Regions from separate parts of the Mus musculus genome. Here all the other regions are linked to region 3. The links are chromatin loops, found by intact Hi-C in ENCODE. Cell type or tissue: heart. All regions are shown on one strand.

Region 1 (2,500 bases), 65 kb before region 3:
CCTAACTGTCCCAGCCAGCCTCAGTCTATGACAGTTGACACTGGTGTCCTCACAGGAGCCTTCTCAGCCAGGGAATCGAAGTCAGCCACAAACGACAGACCCTTGGAATGCTTGGGCGAGGGAAGGACAGAGATGATGGCTGTTGGCTATTATTCATAAATAGTGTCTCAGAACTGGCCTCCCAGGGCTGTGTGTTACCAGAATCCTGTTACTTACACACCAAACCATCACCCCACACTCAAGCTGGTCTCTGTCCCCGGTCGTACCCAAAAGATGGCACCCCTGAGAGGTACAAGTTTCCAACCTTGTGAAGATGAATAGACACAGGGTAGAAACAAAGCAAACTTTTACATGCAATACAGGTTTCTGCAAGAAGCCAGAGAGCTGCTTGCAGATACCCTAGAGAGGAGGAGGAAAAGAGTATAAAGCCAGGCTGCACTTCCCCCATCACACTTTGGGAGAAAGTGCCAAGGAAGAGTTCCTGCTGGGCTCTCTCAGTTACAAGGAACCCAGCTCTGGAACAGGCAGGTCCTTTCCCTCCACTCTGCTATGGCTCTAGAGCAATAGTTCTCACAGTGGACCATCAGCACAAATGCTACTATGGGAACATGCTAGAAATACAAGTCTAGCATCCTAGCCCAGACTTACTGACACAGGAACTTGCCAGCAAGCTGTGATTTTAAAAGCCCTCTAGGGTTGGCTGGCCTCCAAAGCTTGGAGCACGGATGTAAAGAGAGCAAGAGGAAGGGTGGAGGGGCAGAGTGGTGGCCTCTGTGCCCACCGCCTTATCATAACTTTATCAGTTTGGAGTCCTTCTTTCCACTCCCCAGAAACCAGTGAATAAAACGAGGCCCAGAGACCAGGAACTTTTCCTCTGCCACCCACTTGAAAGGAGCAGGATTCTGATTACCACCACTTGGGGGAGGGGTGCGGGGGTGGGGGTGGGGAGAGAGGCTGTGGAGCAGGGAAGGCTGGGGATTCCCTGGTCACTGGACTTTTAGCCATTGCCTAAATTTACCTTCGAGAGGAAAAGTGAAAGTGAGGATTCCCCAGCCAGACACTAGGGGGAGACCCATCACTAGCCGGGAAAGAACCCTGGAGATTAAAATGTAGGCGAATTTATAGACAATTCCAGGTCTGGTTTCAGAATCCCCACACATTCTATACATACATTATTGCTCCCAATACTCTAACCTGAGGGTTCTCATCCCTTTTATAAGGTAGCTTGTGTGCAGAGAGAACCTATGCATTTTAACCCCGCCTATATTAAACACCGGTACTGTGAAAGTGTATATGAATCATTGCTATCCAGTATTATTTAATAAGTAAGGAGAAAGAGTGTGTACATGTTCACTATAGACATGCCCCTCCCCCAATATTTCTACCAGTGGTTTGTTGAGACCCAAAATACAGAATTTTTGAATTTGGTGCAGTGACTCTATTCCCATAGTTGCTTGCTGGTGGCTGCCACTAAATCAATCAAACCTGTAATTTAAGGGGGGCAGGGGGAGGCGGGAATGTGAGCTAGGCCTAAGTCAGAACCGCAGAACTGGAAAGAGCAAAGGCGCCTGCAGCTACAAAACCAGCCTGTAGAGGGCCCAGGACCCTTGCTAGCCTACGACCGACCGACCGGGCACAGGTTCGAAAATCCACAGTCCCACCTGTTCTCTATCCCTTGAGACGGCACTGTGGACAGGCCCACTAGTTATTACCATTACATAATTTTCAAGACCCAGTGCAAAAAGAATAGGCCGGGTTAAGAATTAGGATTTTCAAGATGGTGGCGACATAACCTTAAGCCAGACAGGAACCTATGGCGCACCCCTTGGTGCTGGTAGGATGCGGACTTCTCCACCCTGCGCCCCTGCTCAGGTGGACCTTCCATACCAAAGGAGGTGTGTAAGGGATTGGCATTCATTTCCGCAGTGATTACTCCAGCAACTAAGGGGGGAGGGGCGTAATTCGGGAGGAAAGTTCCTGTCCACCCATGGGGCACAGAGAGGTCTCTCATGATCACCGGATCACCAAGGATCACCAGTCACTCTAATCCCAGTCTTCGGGGAGGGGCAGTCTATGTAGCAGAGGTGAGAAGGGAGAGAGCTGATGTAGCCAGCTTCCCACGGGCAGCTCGGAGAATCCGCGGGCCGCCTTACTGACAGCGGCGGGCTAGCTCCTGTCCCGGGGCCACACCAGGTTGCCAAAGCCCTGCCTTCCCACCTGCTCCCCGCCCCGCCGGTGTTAGGGCGCCCTGGGAGACGCCCAGAGGGGACGGGGCAGAGCTGAAGACAGGCGCAGGAGCCGGCGCCTACCGAGCTCGCGAAGCCTCTCGGGTGCTCGGACCTTCACCACCGCCTAGTCGCCGAGTCACTCCTAAATCCACGCGGCTCCGACCCGCAGTCACGCGTGTTGCCCTTCCGGCCTCTCGGTGGGCTCCGCCCCGCCCCGCCCCGCCCGCGGGCTGCGGGCCCTTTAAAAGCGCGCTCGACCGGAGCCGCCCCTT
Region 2 (2,500 bases), 370 kb before region 3:
ACTCAGAGGAGAGATGCGGAGGGAAACATGTCAGTGTGCAGGCCGACTTGGTGCTGGAGCAGCTGAGAGTGCTATATCTTGTAGTAATTGTTGCAGTAATTCTCTCCATCCCTAATATGCCCTGGCAATGAAAACACGACTCAATTAATATGAATACATTCTGTGCGCCTAGATTAGGTAGATCTACTGCTACACTACCACCTTCCACATCTATGAGACCCCTTAGAATCCACAGGCAGCAGAAGGAGACTGTACCATGCTGGGTACAGCTTGAGCATAGGAGACTTCAAAGCCTGCCTCCACAGTGACACAATTCCTCCAAGGCCACATTTTCTAATGGCTTGTAGTGGTTTGAATATGTTTGACCCAGGGAGTGGCACTATTTGGAGATATTGCTTTGCTGGAGTAAGAGCGTCCTTGTTGGGGTGGGTTTTGAGATTCTCATCCTAGCTGCTTAGAAGACAGTCTGCTCCTGGCTTCCTATGGATGAAGATATAGAACTCTCAGTTACTCCAGCATCATGTCTGCCTGGATGCTGCTGTGCTTCCTGCTATGACGATTATGGACTGAATATCAGAACCCATAAGTCAGTACCAATTAAATGTTGTCCTTTATAAGAGTTGCCATGGTCATGGTGTCTTCACAGAAATGGAAACCCAAAGACAGGTCAAGCACTCAAACACATGAGTCTATGGGGCCATAGCTATTCAAACCACCACAACTAATTTTTCATAGAAAGATATCACTATATACATGTATTGAAACTTTGTGTGTGTGTGTGAGAGAGACAGAGACACAGAGAGAGACAAAGAGAGACAGACCTACACACAAACACATACACAGACATACAGAGAGACAGACACACAGAGAGACAGACAGAGATACAGAGAGAGACAGAGACAGACCTACACACAAACACATACAGAGACACACACAGAGACAGACACACAGACAGAGACAGAAAGAGACAAATAGAGACAGACAGACCTACACACAGACACATACACAGACACACAGAGATAAACACAGACACAGGGAGAGACAGACTTACACACAGACATATATTATATATGTATATATAAATATATATATGTATATATAGAGAAACAGAGGCATATGTATACATATATATGTTATGTATATATAGAGAGACACACAGACAGACAGAGGCAGGCAGGCAGGCAGACAGACAGACAGACAGACAGACGCACGCACGCACGCACGCACGCACGCACGCACGCACAAGAATAGAACTCAATACGTAACTGTATCACCGGGAACAAAGCCTTCTCTATTCCTGTTCAGTGTCTGGCTAAAGGACAGCAGGTGGCAGCAGAGTCCAGCCTGGGGTTGTAGGAGCAGCTAGAGAGAGAAGCAGTTTTTGAGTAAAGCCTTCCCTCTGAAAAATCTTAACACGAGAATAAAAATAGAACAATGAAGAGCTGGTGCCACGAGCTCCAGTCACTGCAGAGCCTGATGTCATTCACTGTCTGCCATCTGCAGAGCCTTGTCCTTCCAGGAGAAAGCAATGGTCCCAGGCTCTGAGTGGCCCCTCCCCAGCTTTGCTCAGGTCACAGGATGAAGCTGGCTCAGCAGGAAAGGGGCTCTGGGCAAGCGGAGCTGGAGGAAGGACTGATTTTTAGGAGACTGCAGACAATAAAGAGAAACAACAGAATGCTAAGTCAAAGGAGGTTGTCGCAGGAGACTACAAAATGCATGGTGCCACTGGAAGAAAAGTTCAGAAGAGGCAAATCTAGAGACAGAAAGAGATTAGTGGTTGTCCAGGGCATGGGGAGGTGGTAACTGTGGCAGAGCTTCTAATGAAGACCTACTTTCTTGACAGGATGGAAAGATCCTGAAATTTGACTATGTTAGGGGTTGTAAAATTCTCTAAGTATGCTAAGAATCATTGAGTTCTACATTTGAAATGGGTGAAATTTATAGAATGTACGTTTTCTTATAAAGATAGATCATAGGCCTGGCTTCTCTCTCTTACTTGCTATGGTCCCTCAGTTTCTTTTCTATACCTACAAAAATTAAGTCAGGATAATCTAACGAAGGCTATAAAAATGTCAGTCCATAGTGAACATGGAATTCGTGTCATTTTGTTTTCCTGGTAAGATGACATTTTATCTCAAAGCTTAGCTGTGTCATGTTTTGCTTTTGATACAACGACAAATGTCTCCACTGCCTTCTATTCCCACACCAGATATTTTCAATGAACAACTTTGCTTATTACACAACATTGGGAAGTCTCTGAGAACAGAAGTTAATAGTGGTGTTGTGCTGGGAAGGGTCTGAGTAGGAGGGAATATCCCTCCCTTCGACTACAAGGAGAACAAGACAGAGTCACTAGAGCATCCCTGCAGTGCAGCCTGTGCAACCATTGCACAATGGGATCCCAGTCCCCACCATTGCCAAAGGTCTCAGATCGGAGGATCAACGATGTTATAGTAAAAACCATTTTCAACTTGTAATTACTATTGTAATGATTCAGTTT
Region 3 (2,500 bases):
ACATGAGGGAAGTCCAGAGAACGGACCTGTGAAAAAGACCTGTGGAGATCTCAGAATCCACCGGTACCATACTGCAAGGGATACTGACCTTAAGTTCCTTCTTCCATTTTCCTGGCGGGTCACAGATAAAGCAGGGAACTCTGTCAGATCGAATCATGTGATGCGGGGAGACCACAGCAGGACAGGTGTGGGATTTCTGGCTTGTTCTGCACATGGGGATGGGGGTATTGAGCTGGTAAATGCAGAGTCCCAGTGTTCTCACCTGGAGAATCAGGAATCAGGAAGTTTGGGTCTGTGAGATGTGGAGATAGCTGAATCCTTAGTGTATAGAGGAGGTGCCTGAATGAACTGTCCCTAACAGTTCATTCACTTGACAAATCATCACATGTTATGAGCAAAGCTTATTGCCAGTGACATGAGCTGACTGGCAGGCGGGATGTGCCCTTGGTCCCTGGCTATCGTTTTTTAGCATGTACTCACTCACACCTTTGTAGCTTATCGCTTCTTGGACACGGACAGGCCACGTCCCACTCACCGAGTTGATGGCCAGTGCCTAGGTATGGGGCATACAGACACTGGTCTCTCAGCCAGTCTGGGCTAGGTATTATTTCCATGTCATAGGTGAGGAAGCTTGAGGCTGAGAGAGATTTGAGTGGCTGGCCTCTTACTGCTCATGCTGGCACTTCTTTCTTAGCCAGAGGGGCATTTGGGAGGTATGCTTACTGCCCTCTGTATCCTGAAAGCCACTGTACACATTGCCACCTGTCTGTTCCAGAATGTCTGTAAGGCAGTGGAGGAGACACAGCACCCGCCCACGATACAGGAGATCAAGCAGAAGATTGACAGCTATAACAGCAGGGAGAAGCACTGCCTGGGCATGAAGCTGGTAAGCAGAGCCTGTCCATCCCTACCCAACATCTTTTCAGCCCTGCCTCCACAGGAACTACGACTCCCTTACAGCTCACTCTCCTTTGTCCAGGCCCAGCTTTCTGTGACCTCAGGGATCCAGAGAAATGGAATGGGCTCTAGAATAGACTCCAGATACAACCTCTGTTCCATTCACTCTCTGGCTACTTTGGCAAACTTTAACCTCTCCTTACTTCAGTATGAAATAGAGATCTCCACGCCCAAGCCCGTGCTTAAGAGATCTTGACATGTACAGTTGTCTTTAAGTGGTGACATCAGGCGAGCCCTGCCCCCTGCTGGTGACTGGCAGCAACTGGCTCCCTGGGGCTTCCAAGTCACTCAAGAGCCTCAGAAAATGCAGCTATCAGTCAGGCTGGAGTTGGGCTGGGTCTCTGAGGGCTTTGATGCCCTCAGAGGTAGAGAGGAGGCTGCAGGCTCTGCCTTTAGAATGAGACCCAACAAAGGCCATTGGCACCTATCTGGTAAAGGGTTGGAGTGGCCTAGTTAAAAACTTCCTGGCCCATGAGGAGAGTGAACTTCCTCCTGCACTTCTAGACAGGAGACTTGGGAAGGGACTCAGGCAGGCTGGATGGAGTAACCTGTCAGGTCTTCTGTAGTTTACAACCCAGAGTGAACTGGGCAGACAGAATCAGCAGTGCCTCCCACTTGCAGAGTGAAGATGGCACCTACACAGGTTTCATCAAAGTGCATTTGAAGCTCCGACGGCCAGTGACGGTGCCCGCTGGGATCCGGCCCCAGTCCATCTATGATGCCATTAAGGAAGTGAACCCTGCAGCCACCACAGACAAGCGGACTTCCTTCTACCTGCCACTCGATGCCATCAAGCAGCTACATATCAGCAGCACCACCACGGTTAGTGAGGTCATCCAGGGGCTGCTCAAGAAGTTCATGGTTGTGGACAACCCACAGAAGTTTGCACTTTTTAAGCGGATACACAAAGATGGACAAGGTATGAGTTTCTGACCTCTCCCTAGTCTGCTAATGCCCACAGTCACTAAACCTCACTATCAGTCCTGGGTGGGAAGTGTAGGCTTCCAGGCAGCAGGATTCATGGAAGGGCCAAGCACAGGCTCTGGGCAGGACCAGGCAGCTCATGCCTACTGTGCCCAGCTCCATGCACACACAGGAAAGACACACCCTGGGCTCTGGGCTCCTAATCTCTATAATGGGAAGGAGTCCGCCCACTGCTCCTCTTCCTCTGGAAGATGTTGTAAATGGAAATATGGCTAAACTTTGCCATATGGGAATGAAGGTAGTGCCTCTCAAATGGCAGGAATGGATGGAAGGCTCAGAGCCACCACTGCCGTGTCAGGTCCACGCCCATTAGAACCACCATGACTATTTCCAGTCATCTGGCCAACCTGTGCATTTCTGAGCCCGACCCCACCCTGTCCTCATTTGAGATGAGCACCCAGCCCTTCATTCTGCTTGCAGTGCTCTTCCAGAAACTCTCCATTGCTGACTATCCTCTCTACCTTCGTCTGCTCGCTGGGCCTGACACCGATGTTCTCAGCTTTGTGCTAAAGGAGAATGAAACTGGAGAGGTGGAGGTATGTCTGGGCCCTTTACAAAA

What was found. A loop is a pair of places that touch in the nucleus more often than their neighbours do. Peaks named below come from ENCODE experiments on the same cell type or tissue, not always from the same donor. Only the 100,000 strongest peaks of a DNase experiment are listed, where the experiment ranks them.
Region 1: it touches region 3 in a loop (4-fold over the local background); 24 of 42 quality-filtered maps call a loop at or near these places.
Region 2: it touches region 3 in a loop (2.3-fold over the local background); 2 of 42 quality-filtered maps call a loop at or near these places.

The regions. Positions count from the first base shown.
Region 1 is chr1:131,245,176-131,247,675 of GRCm38, reverse strand. It overlaps Rassf5 (Ras association (RalGDS/AF-6) domain family member 5), which reads left to right and starts at 2,498. Exons shown (of 6, transcript NM_018750.4): 1 at 2,498-2,500. Gm28913 (a long non-coding RNA gene) reads right to left here. Exons shown (of 3, transcript XR_878525.3): 1 at 2,310-2,500. In heart, CTCF peaks have their summits at 1,054 (motif pointing right) and 1,616 (motif pointing right); DNase peaks (open chromatin) are centred at 1,010, 1,633 and 2,385; H3K4me3 peaks cover 1,894 bases; H3K27ac peaks cover 1,498 bases.
Region 2 is chr1:131,554,153-131,556,652 of GRCm38, reverse strand. No RefSeq gene overlaps it. Among named protein-coding and RNA genes, the nearest start is that of Fam72a, 28 kb to the right of the region's middle. In heart, a CTCF peak has its summit at 1,337 (motif pointing right); a DNase peak (open chromatin) is centred at 1,392; H3K4me3 peaks cover 631 bases; H3K27ac peaks cover 831 bases.
Region 3 is chr1:131,180,530-131,183,029 of GRCm38, reverse strand. Rassf5 (Ras association (RalGDS/AF-6) domain family member 5) reads left to right here. Exons shown (of 6, transcript NM_018750.4): 3 at 776-886; 4 at 1,579-1,876; 5 at 2,362-2,477. It also overlaps a transcript of Eif2d not described here. Among named protein-coding and RNA genes, the nearest start is that of Eif2d, 29 kb to the right of the region's middle. In heart, a CTCF peak has its summit at 1,204 (motif pointing left); a DNase peak (open chromatin) is centred at 1,169; H3K27ac peaks cover 357 bases.